Regions from separate parts of the Homo sapiens genome. Here regions 2 and 3 are each linked to region 1. The links are chromatin contacts, found by Hi-C or POLR2A ChIA-PET in ENCODE. All regions are on one chromosome and are shown on one strand. Each heading gives the region's core, a stretch centred on a gene start or an enhancer-like site at or near the end of the contact. The rest is flanking DNA. Distances are from core to core; before and after follow the strand shown.

Evidence for each region. Hi-C counts contacts between places; a loop is a spot of excess contacts on that map. ChIA-PET counts read pairs that join two places held with the same protein, here RNA polymerase II (POLR2A). Pooled maps may share reads with other maps.
Region 2: a pooled map shows a loop between it and region 1 (2.6-fold over the local background). The contact joins the promoter of KMO here to the enhancer-like site in region 1. A Hi-C loop is called at or near these places in 1 of 50 pooled maps.
Region 3: a pooled map shows a loop between it and region 1 (2.1-fold over the local background). The contact joins the promoter of RGS7 here to the enhancer-like site in region 1. A Hi-C loop is called at or near these places in 2 of 50 pooled maps. POLR2A ChIA-PET finds 5 or more read pairs at or near these places in 3 of 52 experiments (MCF 10A, OCI-LY7 and WTC11).

What each region holds. Positions count from the first base shown.
Region 1 is chr1:241,421,332-241,425,891 of GRCh38, reverse strand. No RefSeq gene overlaps it. Among named protein-coding and RNA genes, the nearest start is that of RGS7, 66 kb to the right of the region's middle. Within about 2 kb of position 2,016, at least 2 of the 41 ENCODE cell types and tissues checked have a DNase peak (open chromatin) inside an H3K27ac peak, as active enhancers do.
Region 2 is chr1:241,530,212-241,534,771 of GRCh38, reverse strand. It overlaps KMO (kynurenine 3-monooxygenase), which reads right to left and starts at 2,394. Exons shown (of 15, transcript NM_003679.5): 1 at 2,274-2,394. The coding sequence starts at 2,327. RefSeq lists an enhancer at 2,662-2,811.
Region 3 is chr1:241,355,330-241,359,889 of GRCh38, reverse strand. It overlaps RGS7 (regulator of G protein signaling 7), which reads left to right and starts at 2,685. Exons shown (of 19, transcript NM_001364886.1): 1 at 2,685-2,991; 2 at 4,064-4,191. The coding sequence starts at 4,114. It overlaps LOC124904601 (a long non-coding RNA gene), which reads right to left and starts at 2,638. Exons shown (of 2, transcript XR_007067052.1): 1 at 2,408-2,638; 2 at 1-2,067. RefSeq lists a silencer at 2,784-2,833.

The DNA of each region.
Region 1 (4,560 bases), core at 767-3,266:
TCCATCTGACAAAGGGCTAATATGCAGAATCTACAAGAAACTTAAACAAATTTACAAGAAGAAAACCCCGTCAAAAAGTGGGTGAAGGATATGAACAGACACTTCTCTAAAGAAGATATTTATGTGGCCAAGAAACATATGAAAAAAAAGCTCATCATCACTGGTCATTACAGAAATGCAAATCAAATCCACTATGAGATACTATCTCATTTCAATTAGAATGGTGATCATTAAAAGGTCAGGAAACAACAGATACTGGAGAGGATGTGGAGAAATAGGTAAGTTTGTACACTGTTGGTGGGAGTGTAAATTAGTTCAACCATTGTGGAAGACAGTGTGGCAATTCCTCAAGGATCTAGAATCAGAAATACCATTTGACCTAACAATTCCATTACTGGGTATATACCCAAAGGATTATAAATCATTCTACTATAAAGACACATGCACGTGTATGTTTATTGCAGCACTATTCACAATAGCAAAGACTTGGAACCAACCCAAATGCCCATCAATGATAGACTGGATAAAGAAAATGTGGCACATATATCCCATGGAATACTATGCAGCCATAAAAAAGGATGGGTTCATATCCTTTGCGGGGACATGGATGAAGCTGGAAACCATCATTCTCAGCAAACTAACATAGGAACAGAAAACCAAACACTGCATGTTCTCAGTCATAAGCGGGAGTTGAACATTGAGAACACATGGACACAGGGAAGGGAACATCACACACCGGGGCCTGTCAGGGGATGGTGGGCTAGAGGAGGGATAACATTAGGAGAAATACCTGATGTAGATGACGGGTTGATGGGTGCAGCAAACCACCATGGCACGTGTATACCTATGTAACAAACCTGCACGTTCTGCACATGTATCCCATAACTTAAAGTATATTTTTAAAAAGTGCTTTTTGGTGCCCAAGGTCCGGAGGCGGCCGAGGTGGCAGGTGACTGGCATATCAGCACTGCCCCGTGTGTGCACACACCTGGCCGGGCTGTCAGTGCTGGGGCACGGCCCCAACCCTGCTCCGAGATCCAGGCAGGCGCCGGCAGTGGGGAGAGGCTAGGCAGCAGGAGCAGATACAAGCCTGCAAGGGCAAGGGGGTCCCCTGGGCCCCCGAGGGTGCAGAGTGCAGAGACTCCCGGGTCCTGCACCTGGGAGGGTGGGCTCCCACCTGCTCCGTGGAGCATTCAGGCAGCTCTGGTCAAGTCTCCTCACAGCCTGGGGCAGGGGCTCCAGGTCCTCACTGCACCCGGGTGGCACCTGGGGAAGGGATGATGTCGCCACAAATTCTTCCTGTGGCCCCGGCACTCGGGGATGGCCCGGGGCTTTCTCTCACCCTGCTAGCGACCCTGCCCAGTGGGAAAGCCTCCGGAGTAGATTGCGGGCCCCAGGCCCAGCCTTCGAGAGCGTCAGGCTCAGCGATCACTCCGATGCGGGGCAGAACCTGCAGTCCCGCGCAGAGCCTCCTCCCTCCCGAGGCGCAGGAACACGGTGCCATCGGCCGGGTGGGCGCGGTGGCCTGGCCGCCGGCTGGGTCCCCGAAGCGGGTGCCGCTTCCTCTTCCTGCCTCTGCGCCGAAGCCCGGCCCCAGCTCCTGGTCCCAGGCCTGGCCCCCCACACTCCGTGTGCAAGTGCGGCACCGCCCCAGGCCCGGCTCCCGCTGAAGTCCCCTGGAGGCCCGCCCCTCCCTCCGTGCTCGACTGCCCTGCTACCCCGCCGGCAGGTGCCTCAGCCCGGCCCCATCACTGCAGCCCCCAGGGCGGCGGGCTCCGGAGACGGTCTGCTCCCTCCGTGCACCCTCCCTGCAGCGGCGGCGGGCGACAACGGTGGCAAGTGGCCAGAGTCCGGAGTGGAGAAGGCCTGGAGGGGTGGGTGGGGAGTCCCGCTAGGTGGGATCCACCCTGCTGCAGGAGGGTGGGGGAGGTGTAGTCAGCTGCCTTGGGGACACGGCGCACAGGGGACGCGTGGCACAGGGCTCCCACTGCCGCCACTGCTGCTCCCACAGCGGCTCCTGCCGCCACCGCTTGTACCTTTCCGCTGCAGCCGGCGCGATGGCAGCGGCCGCTCAGGACTGCCTGCTGCTGCCGTATCAATATGACCCAGTCATTTCACTTCTAGGTGTCTAGAAGGGAAACGAAAGTACTTTTTCACAAAAAGACATTAATGTTTCTAGCAGCATTATTCATAATAGCCAAAAACTGGAAACAAATGTACAGTAGTGGTTAACTAGATAAACAAATCGAGCATAATTTTACAATGAGAGATTATTTGGCAATGACAGAACAACTAATACATGCCATGAAAATGATGAGCCTCAGATACAGGCTAAATTAAAAAGGCATGTGGAAAATGGGAACTATTGCATGATTGCGTTCATATAAAATGTCCCCCAAAGGCAAATATATAGAGACGGAAGGCAGATCAGTGGTTACCTGGGTATGTAGTCAAAAGGGGTATTGACTCCAAATGAACACAGGGAACTTTTAGGTAGATGATACAAACGTTCTAAAATCAGATTTTTGTGATGGCTGTACAACTATACATTTACTAAAAATCGTTAAATTCTGCAGTGCAGTGGGTGAATTTTATGGTACGTAAATTCTGCCTCAATAAAGTTATATATACATTAAAAAAACAGTAAGGGTAGTGGGTGAGGCAGAATAGATGGAACAAAATTGACATTGTATTTGCAGTTGCTGAAGCTGGCTGATTTATGACAGGGCCCATCCTACTAATTCTCCTACATTTATGCATGCCTGAATATTTTCATAATGAAAAAGTTTATTAGAATTTAATGCTAAAACAAAATCGATAAAACAAAAGCATTGGGCTTGGTGGCTCACACCTGTAATCTCAGCACTTTGGTAAATTAAGGCAGAGGAATCGCTTGAGCCCAGGAGTTTGCCACCAGCCTGGCAATACAGTGAAACCCCATCTCTATATTAAAAAAAAAAATTAGCCGGGTATCATGGCACGCACCTATGATCCCAGCTACTCTGGAGGCTGAGGCAGAAGGATCAGTGAGCTCAGGTGTTAGAGGCTGCAGTGAGCTGTGATCGCACTACTGCACTCCAGCCTAGGTGACAGAGTAAGACCCTGTCTCAAAACCAAACAACAACAACAGCAAAACAACCACATGAGCCTGACTTTCCACACTGCTGCTGTCTGAAGCGTAACTACCTCTCTTTAAAGAGACGCAATAGCAGCCCTCGAGTGTCTCATGAGATAAATCAACCATGAATTAACAAAGCCAATTCAATTTCACGGATTTTGATTGAGCATCAGCGATAGGCAGGGTTTTGTCTTGATGCTTTACATGTTTTTATTTCTTCATTTCTTCATTGGTTGAAGCAGATATTCATGTTGTGTTTAAAATTTGGTGATTTTTGCTCTTTTTCTCTGAACTTTTATTATTGTCAATAGCATAAATTTAGAAACACTCTGTTCTCTCTCTCTCTCTAGATTATCTACCCTTCCCGTATTTTGTCTGTAAATAATAGAAAATTTCACCTCTGTAATTCAAAACATCTAATGACTAAGTAAAATACTTTGTGATGTGGTAAGATAATTAGGTTTTGGAAAAAGTAATGAGTCCCATGAAGTGATGTCCAGTAGAGGCAGTAATTCATTGCTACCCTCTAACAACAAGGTCTCACTTTGTAAAGCTGATTTACTCTATCTTAAGAGGACCTGGGTGAATTCTGCCCATCAAAGGGCAATATACTCACTGAAGTAGCCAGTCCTAATTCTTGCTTCACCTATTTGAAAATCTTGAATGGAATAGAAAGAATGAGAAACAGTTTTAGAATGTTTTATATTACCTGCTGCCTGTGAAAATAGAATCACCTATAATAAGACACTTGGGATATTGCATGCATAGACTTCATAGAGATAATGTATTTGGGGAAGGTGGTTAGAACCAAGGGAAGGCTAAATTATTTCTCTTGACAGTCCCTATTGATTACCTGGCCCCAAATGGTAGTAACTTCTGGAATTTAGGAAAAATGTCAGAAAAATTAACATAAATTAAACATACTAACTCTGTATAACCAAACATAAAAGATAAAATTATGAAAGCTTCCAAAAGCTTATAAAAGGCATGGGAGAATCTCTGAAACATTTATCAAAAAAAGCTCAGGTGTTCCTGAAATTTCCACCCCTCTTACAGTACCTGTCAAAGAACAGGAGATTAGAACTGAATGTTGAATTTATCAGCATTAACAAAGACTAATGTAAGATAAACTGTTAGCCTATTAATGATGTTATGCCTCAGGCTATAACAATATACAAGTATTGTGATATGTTTAATCAAGGACAAAGAAAATTAAAGAGTGTGTGTGTGTGTGCGTATGTGTGTGTGTGTGTGTGTGTGTGTATCTAGTGACTAAAAAAAAGACACCATCCCTAAGAGATATGAGAATTTATGTTACTAGAAAAGTGGACTACATAGTAAAGTAGGAAAAATATTCAGGTTACCTCACAACCTACATGAAATGTCCTCCAAGACTCTCTTAATCTCTTTGCTTTATTTCGCCAAATAACCATCTGATTATT
Region 2 (4,560 bases), core at 1,145-3,644, 110 kb before region 1:
GGGTGTTTCTGGCTGTGGTGTGTAGTATGGACTATAAGGGAAAAGGAGTTAAAGCTGGGAGACTAATTTGGAGCTTGTTGCAGGAATAAGGATGGCGGATGATAATGGCTTGGGCCAGGATGGTTGTAATGGCTAGAATTTAAATGTATTTTGGATATAGAGCCTCAAGGCTTACTGATGGAGTGAAAGAAGAATAAGCGTTTGCACAAAATGACAATAGGAATCAAACATGATGCGTAAGCATGGACTTGAACAATAGGATGGATAGAATTCTTTTGCAGAGGAATTTTAGTTGCTCCCTAATACGCAAGTAGTAATTTTTGTCTCCTATTTTCCAGCATATGTATGACGTGGTTACATGATGACAATCTCATGTTATTCAGGGAGAAATCCATGGATGACACCCACATTTTTATGCCCCCCAAAACCATATATACAATCACATATTTGTTATCTCTCCCTTGGATTTCTAAGAGACAATTTTTAAAATGAGACATCACTGCTGCCACCTTAGTCCAAGTCTTGAGCTAACGTAACAGCCTCCTAACTGGTCTATCTTGTCATCTTAAAATGTTCCTAGTCATTCTCCACATAATGGTCCAAGGGACCTTTTAAAATCACAACTTAATTTCCTGCCTAAAATCCTCCAATAGTTTCCCATTGTAATTTGAACAAAATCTGATCTTCTTGCCTGGACCTCTAAGATCCTACAAGATCTGGTCTGTCAGCTTTTCTGGCCTCATCAGCTACTCTTCTCTGGCCTCAGGCAGTTCCTGCCTTTCTTTCTGCTCCTTGAACTTGGGCAGCTCATTATTGCCTGAGGGTTTCTCTTCCTGCTGTTCCCTCTGCCTGAAATGCTCTTTCTCAAGATCTTCACGTAGTTAGTTCTATCTGATCATTCAGGTCTCTGGTCACATGTCCCTTCAGCAGAGCAGCTGTCCCTGACCACATTCTAAACAGGTACTCCCAAAGATACTCTCTACAGCACTACCCTGTTTTCGTTTCTTTCATAGTGCTTCTCTTTAACTGAAATTGTCTTATTTGTTTTCTTCTTCCTTGTCTTTTTCTTCTCTGGAATTCTCACCCTCGCATCCCTACTACCTAAAACAATATTGGTACATAGTAATCAGATTTTGTTGAACACATGAATTCTCATTTTGTGCAACATTTTGATAGGACAGATTGGACACAAGCCTAGTATGAAGCAGTGACGACACATGTCCCAACCAGTGACCAACACATCATGTGATAGCATTTCTAAATGAAAATTTAGAATCAGAAATATTAAAAGAACTGTTCTAGCACTTTGGGGAAAAGACACTAAGGAAGGCAGAACAAAAGACAGCATATACTGTATAAATACATGTGTGGCATAAAATATACCATCTATATTCAGCCTAGAACAGTGTTACGCCCTCAATAAATTTTTTGTTGAGTGGATATATGAATAATTAATGAAAAGTCTCCAAATGATTTGACCAAAGGTGATAGGGAAATGATTTAACCTTGACTAACTGGGATGTTTGTATTCTGAAACAGAAATTCTGCTGAGATGGGAAAAAGCAAAGTTGAATCGGAGCAGACCCATGTTAAACAGAACTACCTTTGGCACCATAACTATGAAAGCAGAGAGTGACCTCTCCTTCCGTCTTGTTAGGTATGGGGGAAGCCCCAGCACCTTTACGTCACGTGCTCAGTGAGAGGTGAACACCTCACTCCACTGTCTTAGGTGCTCCACTGGAAGAGTCAAGTAAGTCAGGCGACCACATAAATCTTATTCCCAATTACTCATATAACTAGTGAACATTCAACATGATACTTTGACGTTAGCTTCATGTTTCTTGACCCTTTTATTCTCATTAGACAGCATTAACTGAGTTATTAAACAAAGCGGAACAAATGTTTTTATTAAAATGAATATTGAGACTAATTCCTGTTCCTAAAAACATAGCCAATTTGGGGATAAAATCAAATTCAATTTGCATTATTTTTGCTTTTTAACAAATCCTAAACCAAAATGATGAGGGAAAACAGAAACCTTTGTATTTAATGGCTATAAAATACCTTTCCTGAAAAAGAACAGATTAAAACTCATACTATATTAAATCTATGAAAATAAAAATATTAAAAAAATAAACAAAATAGCTGTATTTAAATATCAGAGTTTTCACAAGAAAATTAACAATTTGCAGAAGTGACGAATAATAATCATTACGAGTAATAATAGTTAATATAATACCACCAACAATAGTAATCCATCTGAAAATTCTTACCAAGCCACCACCAATGACAGCTACTTTTTTCCTTTGAATGACAGATGAGTCCATAACTGCTGAAGTATTTTTCACAATTATTGTTGCTTCTGTCACTGAGTGACACTGATTTCTGTGTCTCCTACACACTGATTTCTCTGAGTTTTTATACTGCCCCAAGCCTAGTGCATTCATGAGCCAGCGGCAATGTTTAGTCAGGGCTAATTTCCCTTGACAGTATTAACCCATTAGTTGGCCAAAGTACAATCAGCTCAGCTCTAAGAAAAAATAAATCCATTACAATAACCAAATTTTTTAAAAAATCCATCCAATTGGAGACACTCTATTTTTTCTATCTTCTGTGTAAGACACAGAAATTTTTAAGCAGTCTTGTGGCTTTTCTTCTTCTTTTTCTACAGCATATATTCTTAGTTTCGTTTTCATTCATGATTAACCATGAATGGAGCCCTTCTCATCTGAAGTCCAAAAACATCTTATACCTCCCTTAGAGAGTAAGATGACATGGTTTCATAATTCATCTGTGGATCATTTTTGTGGTTAAGACCAATCAAAAATTTCATCTAAAGGGTCCTCATGGATTGTTTTTAACAGGCTCTACCAGGGAAAATTCTCTGCAAGGTCTTAATATTCTCCCGATCAACATTTTGAATTGTGTAACTGACCATACTTCCCCTTTTTTTTTTCAGCCCAGATGCTAGAAAATTTAGAATCTAATTTTAGAATCGAAAATTTAGAGTCTAATTACCACTAGGGGAGATGACTGACACAACGCTTCTGTAAACTCATTCCCGACTTCATATTATCTATTCACTTTTTTGTCTTTTTCACTCCGTTTTAAATGTTATACTTTTGTGCATGATTTGCGAATGGCAATTGTTTTCTGGAACATGATGTGGTGTAATGTAAAATAAGAACATAAATGAAGTTGTTTCTTCACTTCCTGTTAAGCACATAAAGAATTCAGAACGTTTTTTTCCCTGGTTAGGAACTAGAGTTAAATGGCATTCAATAGTGACCCCTTGTGGATAAGCATGATTAGGTATTTTATTTATTTTGAATAGGTAATACATTAACATGGCATGAAATTAAAGACACAAAAGAGTACACGGTGAATAGTAATCCTGCTAACCTTGACCCTTGGCCACCTATTCCTCCTGCCCAAAGACAACAACTGTTTTGGTGTGTGGGTTACCGTATTCTTCTACACGTTGATTATGTCTTTCTTGTTCTTCCTCTCTCTCCTTTTCTCTCTCTCTTTCTCTCACTCTCTCATTCCCTTCCTTCCTTTCTTTTTAAACATACATTTAAAAACTTTTTCCACATCATATTTCTCACTTTACAACATATAGCTTGAGAATTCTTCAATATCAATATGTAGAGAATATGTATCAATTCCTCAGTATCAATATGTATCATTGTTAAAAAATCTTTTAAAAATTATGAACTATAACACAAATGAACAGTATAATAAGTTACTGTAAAGCAAGTATCCATGTAACTACCATTTAGGTGCAGAGAGAGAATATTGCCAGAATCCCAGAAGTCTAACGTGCCCCCTGTTAATCACCCCTCCTTCGTAGAGGTAACTGCCATACCAACTTTCTTTGCTTTTATGTATAATTGTACCATGATAGATGCATCCCTAAAATAGTTTAGTGTTGACTTTTTTGAACTTTCCTATAAATGAACTTATACTGTTTATTTTTTTACAACTTGCTTCTTTTTCTCAATATTATATCTCTTAAGATCCATTTGTGTTGTTGCATGTTTTTCCAGTTCATTCATTTTTATCGTCATTTATTATTTGTCCATTGTGCTGTTGATGGACATTTGGGGTGTTTCCAAATTTTTAATATCATGAATAATGGTGTTGCCATAAACACTCTTGTGTATACAATGTCATGTACATATGTATGAGTATCTCTAGGTTTCATATGCTGTTTATGCTTTTTTGTTTGTTTTTTGTTTTTTGGGTTTTTTTGAGATGGAGTCTCACTCTGTCACCCAGGCTGGAGTGCAATGGTGCAATCTCGGCTCACTGCAACCTCTGCCTCCCAGGTTCAACTGATTCTCCTGCCTCAGCCTCCCGAGTAGCTGGGATTACAGGTGCCTGCTACCACGCCTAGCTAATTTTTGTATTTTTTCAGTAGAGATGGGGTTTCACCATGTTGACTAGGCTGGTCTTGAACTCGGCCTCAAGTGGTCCACCCGCCTCAGCCTCCCAAAGTGCTGGAATTACAGATGTGAGTGACTGCGCCCAGCCATGTTTATGCATATTTTTAACCTT
Region 3 (4,560 bases), core at 1,436-3,935, 67 kb after region 1:
GCATTTTGGGAGGCCAAGGTGGGCGAATGACCTGGGATCACGAGTTCGAGACCAGCCTGGCCAACATCTCTACTAAAAATACAAAAATTGGCCAGGCATGGTGGCACGTGCCTGTAATCCCAGCTATTCAGGAGGCTGAGGCAGGAGAATCACTTGAACCTGGGAGGCAGAGGTTGCAGTGAGCAGAGACTGCACCACTGCCCTCCAGCCTGGGTGACAGAGCAAGACTTCATCTCAAAAAAAAATACAATTGCAAAATACAAAAGAACCTATCAGATTACTGTTACTAGATACATCCATTCATTTCATTAATGTATGTTTATTGTGCATCTACTATGCACCAGCAACTATACTATGCCTAGGATCTGAGGCAGTGACAATATCCTTGCTATCTTCAAGCTGAATCAGGCATAATTAGATATTCAAGTGGAGATGTAAAGTGAGCATTTGACAGACTGGATTTCAGGGGATAGATCCTGGTTAAAAATATACACTTGGAAGTTATTAGTGTTTAATAATGAAATACTAAAATGTATGAGCCTGAATTGGGTCACTTTAGGTACAGTGCATGTAAATTGAGAGGAGAAGAGGCTTAATGACTAAGATCCAAGATGCTTCAGAATTTGGGGGTCAAAAAGACAAAGAGGAACAAGCAATGAGAGTGAGAAAAAGCAGCCAGTAATGCAGAAAGAGAAATAATAGAGAGTGGTGTCCGGGTTAATTTATGCTGAAAAGTCAATTCATATGACAATTGAGAATTGACCATCAGCTTAGCACCATGGAGGTCATTTGCCAAAGTGGAACAGGTTCAACATGGAATGGAAAGATTTTGGCATAAAGGGAAGAAGGAAAATAGGGTGGCAATAAGTGGAAAGGGTGTCAAGAGATATTATATATATGTATGTTTATGTGTGTGTATAATTTATATATATAAATTAAATAGAGCCAATTATATATATGATAAATAGAGCTATATATATATATAGGCTCTCTATATATAGAGCTTGGGTACAGCTTCCTATGAGGATGGAAACTTTACCCAGAGATGCAAAGGAGGAGGAAGACTGCTTCCTTCAGGCGGTTCTCTCTTAAGAGGAAAATGGTCAAACTGAGTGAGCATACCCAGTTGTATTTGCAAATTTATTAATCCAAGTCATGCAAGTCACATCAACTTCTCAGGAGCAGACTGAACAAGAGGGAAGAGAGAGGGGTTAAAGGAGGGATAAGTAGATTTCAGCGAGAGCAAAAACGTTAAAGAAATATTTCGAGAAGTCGAAAACGAAGAGAATTTTGCTGAAGAAGATTCTAAGTTCCAGAGGCTACAGTGGAAAGATGTGGGGAGTTGGAGTGGGAGACAGGTCAGACTAGAGTGTGTGTAGTTTGGGACAATGATATTTCTCCTGTAGTACTTGGAACAGGGGCTAGGTTAGATAAATATTTGTTCCTTGAGAGAAACCTGACAAGACCTGCATGGGGCTGGGGTAATACATTGGTCCACATGGACCCCTGTTTGAGTAGAAGTGTTATCTCCAATAAGGTCTAGTCTGCTTAGACCAAGGGGTCAGGAAAGGCTGACCTTGATTATCTTCTCCTTCTGTCCCTCCCTCTCCTCCACACCTGGCCCAGTAGAGGAAGGAAAACTAGATTTACAGCTGATCTTGATTATCTTCTCCTTCTCTCCCTCCCTCTCCTCCACAGCTGGCCCAGGAGAGGAAGGAAAACTAGATTTACAGCGGCCCAGCCCTTCCCCCTGAAAGCCAGAGGCACAGGTTGCTTTACTACCACCGAGACAAAAGTGATCTGTCTCCTTTATGTCATTCTAATCCTTACAGAAGAATTTGTGGCAGCAGTACGAAGACTATAGCTAGGAGGATCAGCACCTCAGAAGCTCTTTGAAAATTGCTAGAGGATGAGGGCAGTGGGCAAGAGGAAAGTTCCTCTGAGCACCTTCTGTTAAAAGGAGAAGCCAGGCCTTGGGGATGTTCCTTCAGTTTCACAAGTGGCAAGATTTTCACCTCCGGTTGGCAGCTTTCAAATCGTTTCCCATTTCTCCAACTTAGGAAGAAGCTGTGAAAACCGCAGGCAAACGGGGATGAATGATTCATTTGGTCCTGGCCATTTCCTTCATTCCTAGGGTGTCTCAATATCTCTCTACTCTGTTATTTAAGCATAATAATAATAATAATAATAATAATAATAATAATAATAATAATAATAATAAATCATCTGCTTCCCTGGGACTTTCAGCGGAGTCGTTAGGCACGTGATGAAACCTTGGTTTGCACGGGGCTCCATCCATCCATTCATCCGTGCATCCGTCCGTCCATCTGTCCATCCATTCACTAGACCACCCACCCACCTACCACCCACCCACCCATCGCACAGCCTTCCTCCCTTTCCGGCTTACACTGGGCGTTAAACTCCGGTCTCTCCAGGCCTCCGGCGCACGTACACACGCGCGGGCGAGCGGGCGGGGTGTGCGGGAGCGCGGGCTGGCCGCGCCGGGGGCAGGACTACAGCCTCCCGAGGGGCGCGAGGGCGGGAGGCCGGGGAGGCCCGGGAGGCCCGGGCGGTGTGGCGGCGGCCGAGCCGAGCCCATCCGAGCCGGCACCTTCGGACGCCCCTGTCCCACGTGACTGTCCCCTCCTCCCTCCTCCCAGTCGCGCGCACGGGCCGGGCGTCTCGACTCCCGCGCGCGCTCGGCTGGTCCCAGTCCCCGGGAGAAGAAGCGGAGGAGGGAGAGAGCCAGCGAGGCGGCCCAGGGGAGCGGGCGCGAGTGGCGGCTGCCGGAGCCGCCTGTGCACGGGCGGCGGCGAGGCGAGGGTGGCGGTCGCCTGAGCAGCTAGAGCCGGGGCGGCGCGGAATCCGCATCCGCCGCGAGTGTGATGAAGCTACCCTGCCTCGCTGCTCCGCTTGCCGCCAGCTGACACCGCCTGCACCCAGCCCGCCCGGGAGGGGAGACGCCGCGGGGCCGTGACCTTGGCGGAGGAGGTAAATAGGGAAGGCGGGCGGGGAGGAGGCAGCGCCACCCAGAGCCCTCCCGGCCCCCGGCCCGCACCCAGCCCTCGCTCTGCGCAGCGGGAGCGTCCGCGGGCGCAGGGCGGCCGCCCCCGGGAGCCCCGCGCCGGGGCTGGGCTACGGGCGCCGCGCGCACCCCGCGGTCCACGGTGCTGAAACTGCTGCCCGGCTCCGGCGGCCGCCGCGGCGCGGGGCACAGGCTCGCCTGCCATTTGCTGCTGCCGTGAGAGCGAGCAAGGGGAGCAGGGGCTTGCCTGTTTTCTCCTCTTTGGCTGGTTGCTCTGGAGGCTTCTGCAGTTAGGCTTTTACCCACGGTGACCCGGGTAAAATGGCCTGAAGGCTTGACCTCCCACTAGTTCTTGTTGCCGGGACATATTCTGGTGTCTTCTTGCAAAAATTAGGCAGGATTACCTCCGGACTTCCGAAGCGAAGTGGGGAGAAAGGAGAGCAGCCGGTGGCTGGCAGCGCAGGCAGGTGAAAGTAGGCGAAGCATATACTCCGGCTCTGTGTGGGAGACCCGGGGGAATAGAGAGGAAGCCCGTGCGCTGGAGAATGACACCGGGAATGGGCCTCTCTGATGGGCTGCAGGTGGGGACACTAGACAGATACCTAGGAGAAAGTGTGCTAACCCGCCCCCCACTCCCCCACCGCATCCCCCAGGTGTTGCCTTTCCACCCTTTGGGGAAAACATCACCAAGTTCAGATGCAAGTATTGGGAGAGAAGAGAACTCTGTACTAGGAAAATGCTACCCACGAGTTTTTAGGGTGAGCATCAAACACTTCTCAAAATGAGTATCCAGAAAATGAAGTCAGCTAAAACAATAACCAAATGGCTATTTCTACCTGGAAGATTGTAATTTCTTACAATTCCTTGAGGTTATTGTAGGTGTCAACTCACTTTTTAAAAAATCCATGTCCTGTGTCACTTTCTCCAGCCAGCCCCAGTTTGTAAGAACGCGCCATGTGGGGTGGGTGCTGTGAATGATGATGATGAATCAGGGGAGTCCCACTGGGATCTCACTGAAGTCTCTCTGACCCTTTGCAGGGCACACTGATAATTCTTGTATCTTGAGAGTGGACCAAGTTTTGGGTGACATGGCCCAGGGGAATAATTATGGGCAGACCAGCAACGGGGTGGCCGATGAATCACCCAACATGCTGGTGTACAGAAAGGTAAGAATGTCTTCAGTTTCTTGGAAAACGGGAAACTTCCGGCTTTCTCGATTTTTTTCCCCCTCTAGATCAGAGTATGTATCAACTTTGTGGCCTTGTGGATTTCCCAGATCATCAGTGATTATGTACTATATACGTGAAAGTGATCTGACATTCTCAAATGATGCATATGTGGGGAAACACACTGAAGTAAATGAGGCCTCCTCACGTGTTCCCTGCTGGTTTTGAATAGATTATTCTGTCCTGAGCAATGACAGCACGTTTGGGCATTCCAGATATTTTGGTTGTTATACACATGATTTAGTAGCATCCGTAATAATTTTAGAAGCTTTTTCTTATACCCCCTTTAAACATTTAGGTTATAATAAT